3 separate regions of the Homo sapiens genome follow, and regions 2 and 3 are each linked to region 1. The links are chromatin contacts, found by Hi-C or POLR2A ChIA-PET in ENCODE. All regions are on one chromosome and are shown on one strand. Each heading gives the region's core, a stretch centred on a gene start or an enhancer-like site at or near the end of the contact. The rest is flanking DNA. Distances are from core to core; before and after follow the strand shown. Region 1 has its middle 110 kb from the start of SPRY2. Region 2 has its middle 7.9 kb from the start of LINC01038. Region 3 holds the start of LINC00377 (long intergenic non-protein coding RNA 377).

Region 1 (3,461 bases), core at 361-2,860:
ATATACCACCGCAGTGGCCTGAGGATTGGTTTACCTGGGGCTTGCCTCTGTCACTGCCAGTGACTCTGCTCCTTCCAGAATACACATTCTTCTTATCACCATAAACATTCTCCAGGATAGACCACATGTTAGGCCACAAAACTAGTCTCAACAACTTTTAAAAAATCAAAACTATATCAAGTACCTATTCTATGTATTCAGACCACAGTGGAATAAAACTAGAAACCAATGACAAGAGGAACACTGAAAACTGTGTAAATCTATGGAAATTAAACAACATGCTTCTGAATGACAAGCCAATGAAAATAAGAAAATAAAAAGTCTTGAAACAAAGGAAAATAGCAACACAACATCCCCAAACCTAGGGAATATGGCAAAAGTGGTGTTAAGAGGGAAGTGTATAGCAATAAACACCTACATCATAAATGTAGAAAGATTTCAAATAGCCAACCTAATGATGTACCTCAAGAAGAAAAGAACAAACCAAACCCCAATTACTAGAAGGAAAGAAATAAAGATCAGAGCAGAACTAACCAAAACAAACTAAAAACATAAAAAGATGAGCAAAATGAAAAGAAAAAACAATATCCCAACAAACCATTAGCTAAACTAAGAATAAAAAAGAATACCCAAATAAAATCAGAAATAATAAAGGAGGTATTACAGCTGATACCACAGAAATAGAAAGGATCATGAGAATCTATTATGAACAACTATACACTGAAAAATTGGAAAACCTAGAGTAAATGAATAAATTTCGGGACACATACAACCTACCAAGATTGAGTCACAAAGAAATAGAAAACCTGAACAACCAATAACAAGTAATATGATTGAACCAGTAATAGAAGTTCTTTCAACAAAGAAAAGCTCAGCACTGGATAGCTTCCTTGATGAATACTACCAAACTCATTAAAAAGTATTAACAATAATTCTTAAACTATTCCAAAACATTGAAGAGGAAGAAATTCTTCCTAGCTCATTCTATCAGGCCAGCATTACTCTGATACCAAAAGCATAAAACAACAAAAACCAGCAACAACAAAAGAAACCGTAAAGCCAAGCCAGTATCACTGATAAACACGGATGCAAAAATCCTCAACAAAATACTCCCACACCAAATCCAATAGCACATCAAAAAGATTATATATCACAATCAAGTGGGAGTTTTACTAGGAATGCAAGGATGTTTTGACATGTGCAAATCAATAAATAAGATGCATCACATCAACAGAATAAAGGACAAAAACCATATGATCACCTCAATAGATGCAGAAAAACATTTCAGAAAAGCATTTCATAAAATTCAACATCCCTTCATGATGAAAACTCTTAAAAATTATACAGAAAGAACATACCTTAACACAAAAAGGCAAAATATAACAAGACCACACCATATTGAACAAAGAAAAGCTGAAAACTTGTCTTCCAAGAACTGGAATGAGACAAAGATGGCCACTTTCACCACTCTTATTTCACATAGTACTGGAAATCCTAGCCAGAGCAATTAGGCAACAGAAAGAAATAAAGGACATTCAAATTGAAAAAAGAGGAAGTCAAATTGTTCCTTTTTTCAGATGATGTAATGTTATATATAGAAAAGCCTAAAAACTTCATCAAAATACGGTTAGAGAAATGGAAATCCAAACCACAAACCACAATGACATACCATCTCACACTAGTCAGGATGGCTGTTTTTAAAAAGTCAAAAGATAACAGGTGCTGGCAAGGCTGTGGAGCAAAAGGAACACTTTTATACACTGTTGGTGGGAGTGTAAATTAGTTCACCCATTGTGGAAGACAGTGTGGCAATACTTCAAAGACCTAAAGACAGACCATTTGACCCAGCAATCCTATTAGTAGGTATGTAACTGAAGGAATGTAAATTGTTCTATTATGAAGACACATGAACACGTATGTTCACTGCAGCACTATTTACAATAGCAAAGACATGGAATCAACCTAAATACCCATCAATGATAGACTGGATAAAGAAAATGTGTACATATGCAACATGGATTACTATGCAGCCAGAAAAAGATTATGTCCTTTGCAGGGACATGAATGGAGCTGGAGGCCATTATCCTTAGAAAACTAATGTGGGAACAGAAAACCAAATACTGCATGTTCTCACTTATAAGTGGGAGCTAAATAATGAGAACACACCAATGCATAGAGGGGAACAACACACACTGGGGCCATTGAAGTGTGGAGGGTGGGAGGAGAGAGACGGTCAGGAAAAAGAACTAATGGATACTAGGTTTAATACCTGGGTTATGAAATTACAACAAACCTCCATGACACATGTTTACCTATGTAACAAAACTGCACATCCTGCACATGTACCCCTGAACTTAAAAAGAACAACACATTATAAAACTGGAAAAAAAAAAAAACAACCCTCTTAGAAATGGCAAACAAATTCAGCAAAGTTGCAGGTCACAAAATCAACATACAAAAATCAGTAGTGTTTTGGCTGGGCACGGTGGCTTACACTTGTAATCCCAGTACTTTGGGAGGCCGAGGCGGGTGGATCACCTGAGGTCAGGAGTTTGAGACCAGCCTGGCCAACATGGCGAAACCTCGTCTCTACTAAAAATACAAAAATTAGCCCAGCACAGCAGCAGGTGCCTGTAAATCCCAGCTACTTGGGAGGCGGAGGCAGGAGAATCGCTTGAACCCGGGAGGCAGAGACTGCAGTGAGCTGGGATGGTGCCAATGCACTCCAGCCTGGGTTACAGAGCCACATTCCATCTCAAAAAAAAAAAATCAGTATTTCTGTACAGTAACAATGAGCTAGATTTAAAAAATCCATCTCATTTACGATAGCTACCAGAAAAATAGATAACTTGGAATAAATTTCACCAAGGAAGTAGAAGACTTCTACAAAAAATACTACTAAATACTGATACAAGAAATCTAAGACAACACAAAAATTGGAAAGACATTTTATGTTTATGGATTATAAGAATTAATATTGTTAAAATAACCATTCTATTTAAAGGATCTACAGATTCAGTGCAATTTCTATCAATATATCAAAGACATTTTTCACGGAAATAGAAAAAGTCCTAAAATTCACATGAAACCAGAAAATACCCTGGATAGCTAAAGCAATCCCAAGCAGAAAGAGCAAAGCTAGAGGCATCACACTACCTGACTTCAAAATATACTTACAAAGCTATAGAAATCAAAATAGCATGGTAGTAGCATAAGAACAGACACATAGACCAATGAAACAGAATAGAGAGCTCAGAAACAAATCTGGTATTTACAGCCAACTGATCTTTGACAAAAGAACCAAGAACATTTATGGGGGAAAGCACAGCCTCTTCAATAAATGCTGCTAGGAAAACTGGATATTCATACACATAAGAATGAAACTTGACCTCTGTCTGTCACCACATACAAAAATGAACTCAATATGGATGAAAGACTTAAATGTAAGACCTGAAACTATA
Region 2 (3,461 bases), core at 422-2,921, 640 kb before region 1:
GTAATTGTGCGATGTTTTAAAGATGCCTGAAGGCGTCTTGACCGTGACTTGATAGGGTCTGACTTCAGAGGGTCTCATAGTCTCCCTGAGTTCTTTAAAGGCTCTAGTAACTGGTAGAGTCTTAAAAATATGCAGCCATTTCTCCAAAGCTTGCCTATTGGTTTGGGAGCATTTTAAATGGCAGATGCTTTTGATCCACCTTTCTTCTGTCTCTGAGATGACTCCCACCCACTGCACGTGGTCTATGCACAGGTTATCAAACCGGAATTGACCTCCCCACAGAGAAGGGAGGTTAAAAAAAAAAAAAAAAAGACACGGAAATCCTCTTTCTTTTTATTGTTGTCCACTATTACTCACCTCATATAATAAACGGGCAGCTCTTTCTTTGGTCTTCCCCTTGAGGCTGCTGTATTTAAAAATCTAAAGAATGCAAAGAATGCTTACTGTGAACTATAAGAGTATCTTTCAGCCACAAATGCTCTTGCCACCTCTTAGCTTCCAGGCAAAGATACACTTGTAAGGGAAAGGCAGCCAGAAGTATGGGGGCCTGAGGTGGGGGTATATGTGGGGGCTGAGGGTTGATATTAATGGAGTTTGTTCTCCTTTTCTCCCTCAGACAGGCTTTATCATTTTCTGTCTTGAAAAATTACTAAGTAGCATTTGAAATAAACTCCCCCAGGGAAAATGACATGGATATTGTGAATTTTAAGTAAAAATCACTTTCTGCCTCTCTGCATGATTAATTCTTCTTCATATCTTCTTTTCCAAATATCGTGTTAAAAACAGTATTGCGTTTACATATAGTCTTAAATAACCATGGTTAATAGCAGAAGAAAGATAGTTCTTTGTCTGACTAAAGCAAGTAACTTTTTCAGTGCAAAGTATCAGTTGTAGGGCTGGAGACAGTGGAAGTTGCTGTTCTGCCCTCTGTTTCTAGAAAAATAAAGTTTTTCTGAGACTAAAAAGGAAGCAAAGGACACAATTCTGAAAGGAGGAAAGTTTTCCTATTGATGATTAGGACTTTAACTTTACCCTGGAAATAATGAGCTTGGTTCTTTCTTTTATCCTCAGGAAGACTTAAGAGATACCTTAAGTTTGTTTTGCCCCTTTCTTCTTTCAGAGATCCTGCACTTCACTATACTAATGCCAACGTGGGGAGAACTGGTTTCTTTACAACCCAGAGAGCCCAATGGAAAGTGGTATTCTTTGTCTCCGCAAAACTAAAATAACAAGTGTTTCTTGCAGGTAATAAGGCACAAGTGTAGGCCACACAGAAACGGTGACCCAATCTGGGCACAAATGGGACTCTTTGCCATTTTAGGATGTCGTGTTGGAATTTCAAAGAGCTGAAACCAAGGTCAGAGCTGGTCATATTTAGGAAACAATCCTCTAACAACCTTCGCTTTGCCTGACCTGTTTCACGTAGTATAGTCCAGATTCATTTGTTTCCACTTCCTTGCCTGGAATGCCTTCCTTTCCTTTAATGAGTTTGAGTCTGGTCCTTTCTTCCAATATGCTGCTCCAGTTTTACCTACTTGCAAAAGCCTTTCAAAGTTTCCAATTCCTAGTCTCGAGGGATTGCCTTTTTCTCTGGATTCCTATGCCCCTTGGATCTCTAGTTCATGCATTCAGCCAGTCATTCATGATGTTCCCTCTCTCTGGGATGCTCTTCTCCCAGGTCTTTGCATGGCTGGCTTCTTCTCACTCAACTGAAATGCCACTTTCAGTTTCCCTCACTACCATTCTAAAGTAGGAGCCTTTTCTGTATATTCAGAGACTGTTGAGTTGAGACAGATCTGAAGATGGAAGATACTAGATCCACACCCGTTAGTGTAAGAAACAGAGAAATTTCCTGGAAATTTCTGGTGGCTAAAATATGTGAGATGCAAATGTGTATTTTAAGGATGGTAGTTTAATGTGAATAAGCAGGAAAGACTGTGTGTTTAGCTCATATTAATCTCTGGGGTCTTCCCCTAGTTGTTCTCTGGATGAGGTTTCTTAGTATTGAGGATTGACAGAGGGTGTACCTAACCTGAAGAAGTAAGGAAAGTAAAACCTTAAATGCCAGTAAACATCATACAGTTTAGGTTGAAAAACTCTTGTAGCTCATTAAAAGGGTTCACAGGAAGGTTTCAAAAGCAGGGTATTGAACCAGAAATGTAGGTCTGGGGAAATGAAACCTAAGTGTAAGATAAATGGAAGTGAGAAGTAGAAATAGGAATTAGAAAGAAAGTAGTGTGAAAATGGAATAGCTATGGGAGAAAATTGTTTACAGTGCCATTGGGGTGCACATCCTACTTTTGTAAAGAAAAGTTTAAAATAACATCTTTATTAACATATAGTTCACATATCATATAATCACCCATTTAAAGTGCACAATTCAAAGGTTTTTAGTATATTCACAGATACATGTCACCATCACCACAGCCAAAATTAGAACATTTTTATCACCTCATAAAGAAGCCCCATATTTTTTAGCTACTACCCCCCATCCCTCCTATCTCCAGACAAACACTGAAGTGCCTTCTGTCTTTATGGATTTGCCTGTTCAGGATATTTCATGTAAATGGAATTATATAATACATAGTCTTTGTCTTATGTAATTTCCTTCTTTCCCTTAACATAATGTTTTCAAGGTTCATTCGTGTCAAAGCGTGTGGTAGTACTTCCTCTTTTTTTTTCTTTTTTTTTTTTTTTTTGAGACAGAGTCTCACTTTGTCGCCCAGGCTAGAGTGCAGTGGCATGATCTCAGCTCACTGCAACCTCCGCCTCCCGGGTTCAAGCAATTCTCCTGCCTCAGCCTCCCGAGTAGCTAGCATTACAGGCCTGCTCCACCATGCCAGGCTAATTTTTTGTATTTTTAGCAAAGACGGGGTTTCACCATGCTGGCCAGGCTGGTCTCTAACTGCTGACCTCGTGATCCACCCACCTCGGCCTCCCAAAGTGCTGGGATTACAGGCATGAGCCACTGCGCCTGGCTGCAGTACTTCCTTTTTATGGCCAAATAATGTTTCATCGTATGGATGGATGTATAATGTTTTGTTTGGTCATTGATCAGTTGATAGACATTTGGGTTGTTTCTACCTTTTGGCTATTATGAATAATGCTGGTATAAATATTCATGTATGGGTTTTTGTGTGGATGTATGTTTTCATCTTCCCTGGTAGATATCTAGGAGTAAAATTTTGAGTCACATGGTAACTCTATGCTTAACCTTCTGAGGAGCTGCCAGACTGTTTTACACAGTAGCTGCACCATTTTCCATTCTCACCAGCAGTCTGTAAGGATTCTGATTTTTCCACATCCTTGTCAACACTTGCTCTTATCTAACTTTTTGAGTATAGATATCCTGGTGGGTGTGAAATGGCATCGTGTTGTCGTTTTGGTTTTGATTTCTCTGATGACTAATGACATCAAGCATACTTTTATACATTTATGACTTCTTTGGAGAAATGTTTATT
Region 3 (3,461 bases), core at 716-3,215, 560 kb after region 1:
GGATCTCTGCCTGGGCTTAGAGCAGAAAGAACCTCACTGCACCATGATGTAAGCCCAGGAAGAATGGGGTATATGAGACTGATGAACCAGTTGAATGATTACTCCAAATACCTGGAGATCTGCCTGGGCATGAAGCAGAAAGTTCCTCCCTGCACCATGATCTATGTCTAGGAAGAGTGGAGAAGGTAAGGCTGTCATCCAGGCAAGCAAGTGCTCTAGATGGCTGGAGGTATGCCTGGACATGGAACAGAGAGAATCCCACTCACCACGATCTACATCTAGGAAGGGTGGGGCGAGTTGGGCTGCTAATACAGCTGAGTGGTTGCTTCAAATGCCTGGAGATCTGTCTAAGCATGGAGCAGAGAGGGCCCCACTATACCTTGATTTATGTCCAGGAAGAGTGGGGCACCTCAGGCTGATGGTCTAGGCAAATGATGCTCCAAATGCCTGAATTTCAGCCTGAGGTTAGAGCAGAGAGGATCTTGATGCACCACTATTTCAGGGGAGCAGGCTGGTAAACCCAGTAATAGCACATGCAGACCAGGTCAGCACAAGCTGACCCTGGTGGCAAGTCTTGCCCAGGCAAAATTGCAGCTGTAGCAGCTCCCTTTTGCCCTAGGTTTCTGATGTGGGAAAGCACAATTCAAAGACATGTTTCATGTTATTTTATCTGTTCTTATAATACTATATTTTATTCTATATTGAATAAGAATGAAAATAGTAAATAATGACTCAATGTAGTATCAATTAAATATTGTAATTAAAATGCTTACACAAGTGATTGACAAAAACAGACACTAAATAAATATTGGCAATTGTTATTTGGTGGGTCCTCACTGAATTTTCAACTTTTGTTCTTTCCTCTAGGTCAGTCTTGTTTGCATTTTGTTTCAAACTGGGTTAACCTAGCAGTAGTGTGCTATTCATTTGAGAACGTAGAAAATAGGAATACACATTCAGTACGAATAATTCCTAATCCTAAACACAGAAATGTAAGATAAATTATACTACATAAACACCACAAGTCATGCCAAACACAGACTTATTTTTGTTCACTGTCGTGACACTAGGGAGACATCTGACTCTTTAGCTCTGTGACACTGACATTTCCGGCTTAGAATTCATTTCCGTTAAAAATCATCTTAATATCATTTAAAATAATATGCTGTGACTTTTGGGATCTGCAAAATTATTACCGGTTAAATATAAAAGCAAGTCCATAAAAATACAAAATAAAATGAATATTGTTTTTACCTGGCAATCCTTTGTGTCTCCACGGCATGTAATTTAGAAGAGGAGGACATGTTCTAACAGAAGGAAAGGGTGCCCTCTAGTGTTTTAGTTAAAAGTGAACAATTAGCTAACATACCTCTCAAACTTATATTTATTAGATTCTCAACTGAAAATAGTCTCTAGAGTAAAGATTAGACTAAAAAAAAATAAAGCTACTAGTAGTATAAGGTGTTAGGAAAACATATGGTATTTATGATGCATTCTTCTTGAGCTTAAACATAGAAAAGTGTAGAATGAAAGATTAAGTCAATCTATCATGTTCTCCTTTTCCATCACCTAATAAATTACAGTTACTCTATCTGTGGAGTTTGCCTCAAGCTTGGAATTGCTAAACATTTATGATAATATTGCAGCTGTCATTGTCCAAAAATACATAGATATGAACATTTTTGTCACAAAATGTTGACTGTATACATTTCCTTCAAACTGATTTTTTCAATATTTTTAGTAATAATTTTAGCCAGATTAGATTAAAACACAATATAAATTACTTTTTATATATTTAAAATACTTCACTAAATATTTTATGCATTTCTATGTCCTATTTTATTAGAATTAATAATAATATAATGTATTGTCAATTTTCTCCCTAAATTGAATATATTTCTCTACAGTTTTCTCAAGAGGGATTTGCAGAGACAGGATGCTATGAAATTACCTCTCCCATGCCCTCCACAGTACTAAGACTGAGGTACCTGTCTACATCAAAAGATGAGTACTACAATGCAGATGACTTAGCCAGGTGATTCTTTACCTTTACACCATCTCCTATTATAAGCTGAATTGTCCCCTTCCCCAAATTCATATATTGAGTTTCTAACATTCAGCTCCTCATTTAAAGACAAGATTTTTTAAAAGGTGATTAAAGTAAAATGAGGTCACTGATGTGGGCCTAATCCAATAGGACTGATATTCTTAGAAGAAAAAAGATTAAGACACAGACAGAAGAAAGACCATGTAAAGGCACAAGGAGAAGACAGCCATTTACAAGCCAAGAAGAGAGGTCTCTGAAAAACCAACCCTGCTGGCACCTTGCTCTTGGACTTCTGGCCTCCAGATTTATGAGGAAGTAAATTTCTGTTGTTCAAGCAACCTGAATTGGTTTACTTTCAAATGGCAGCCCCAACAAACTGATAGGTCCGCAGAGTTCTTTTTCTTTCCACGATGTAAACATTTTAAATTCATTTTTTTCAGAAAGCATTACTTCCACCTCAATTTTGAGTTCCAGTAAACAAAACTTAAACATCAAATGGTGATAAACAGTATAAACTTGCATCTAATACATGATAAACAAATATTAGCAATAACTTTTATTAGCTGGGCCAATGGCTTGCTCTTTCTCCGTCATTAAAGTGTCCCCAGTATATCCTCTTTTCTCCTGTTTTCTTCAAAGCCAGACAAATTGGCTCCACTTTCCAGCAAAACAGTGGGTCCATCTGTCAGTAGAGTACAAAAAGAACAGAAAATTCCGTACCTCTAACTATATTAATCCATAGCTACATGCAATTTGCACAATCTCAGTGTGCACATATAATAACTCATATCTTACTTTCACTTATATCTATAAATCATGGTGTCAGGGGAAGCAGACACGAGTAAACCAAAACAGATAAAGATATGTACTCACACATAAATTAAAATTCAAAAATAACTTTTTGATTAAATAGTTCATAATTTGGAAACCTCTTTACTCAGTTTTGATTGTAAAACATAGGGATATCTCAAATAAATTGAGATCTCTATCATTCTCCTATTCATTTGTCATATTTTCAAAACAAAATTATTGAACACCTAATCTCTGCTTCACATTAGTAAATAAAAATAGATAAGTCAAGGAATTAGCATTGGGTTGGTCTTAGAGAAAAGCAAAAGAAGTGTAGTACTTGGTCAGGTAACTCTCTGATGTAAAATGTATTTTCCCCCTGTGTGTTTATCTCTCTCTCTGTATGTGTATTTCCCTAACTAGTTGTAGCCATAACATTAGGTAACATGTATAAAATGCTTAGGAAAGCTCCTGGCACAAATTAAGTATTTAATAAACCAAGATAGTTAACTAATTAGCCTATTTAAATTCCAGTTTCTACATCCATGAAAAGAAGAAAAATATATTTATTTGATGCGGATGTTGTCGGGATTGAATGAGATAATGCATGTAGCCCAAATTTTAC

What was found. A loop is a pair of places that touch in the nucleus more often than their neighbours do. ChIA-PET counts read pairs that join two places held with the same protein, here RNA polymerase II (POLR2A). Pooled maps may share reads with other maps.
Region 2: a loop to region 1 is called in a map of GM12878, with 2.7 times the contacts of the local background. The contact joins two enhancer-like sites. A Hi-C loop is called at or near these places in 1 of 168 maps with a recorded cell type or tissue (GM12878), 3 of 37 single-sample maps with no recorded cell type and 4 of 50 pooled maps.
Region 3: a loop to region 1 is called in a map of chondrocyte, with 2.9 times the contacts of the local background. The contact joins the promoter of LINC00377 here to the enhancer-like site in region 1. A Hi-C loop is called at or near these places in 1 of 168 maps with a recorded cell type or tissue (chondrocyte). POLR2A ChIA-PET finds 5 or more read pairs at or near these places in 1 of 52 experiments (GM12878).

What each region holds. Positions count from the first base shown.
Region 1 is chr13:80,452,826-80,456,286 of GRCh38, forward strand. No RefSeq gene overlaps it. Among named protein-coding and RNA genes, the nearest start is that of SPRY2, 110 kb to the left of the region's middle. Within about 2 kb of position 1,611, at least 2 of the 41 ENCODE cell types and tissues checked have a DNase peak (open chromatin) inside an H3K27ac peak, as active enhancers do.
Region 2 is chr13:79,810,525-79,813,985 of GRCh38, forward strand. No RefSeq gene overlaps it. Among named protein-coding and RNA genes, the nearest start is that of LINC01038, 7.9 kb to the left of the region's middle. Within about 2 kb of position 1,672, at least 4 of the 41 ENCODE cell types and tissues checked have a DNase peak (open chromatin) inside an H3K27ac peak, as active enhancers do.
Region 3 is chr13:81,016,426-81,019,886 of GRCh38, forward strand. LINC00377 (long intergenic non-protein coding RNA 377) reads left to right here and starts at 1,966. Exons shown (of 4, transcript NR_125770.1): 1 at 1,966-2,035. RefSeq lists enhancers at 1-358, 359-858.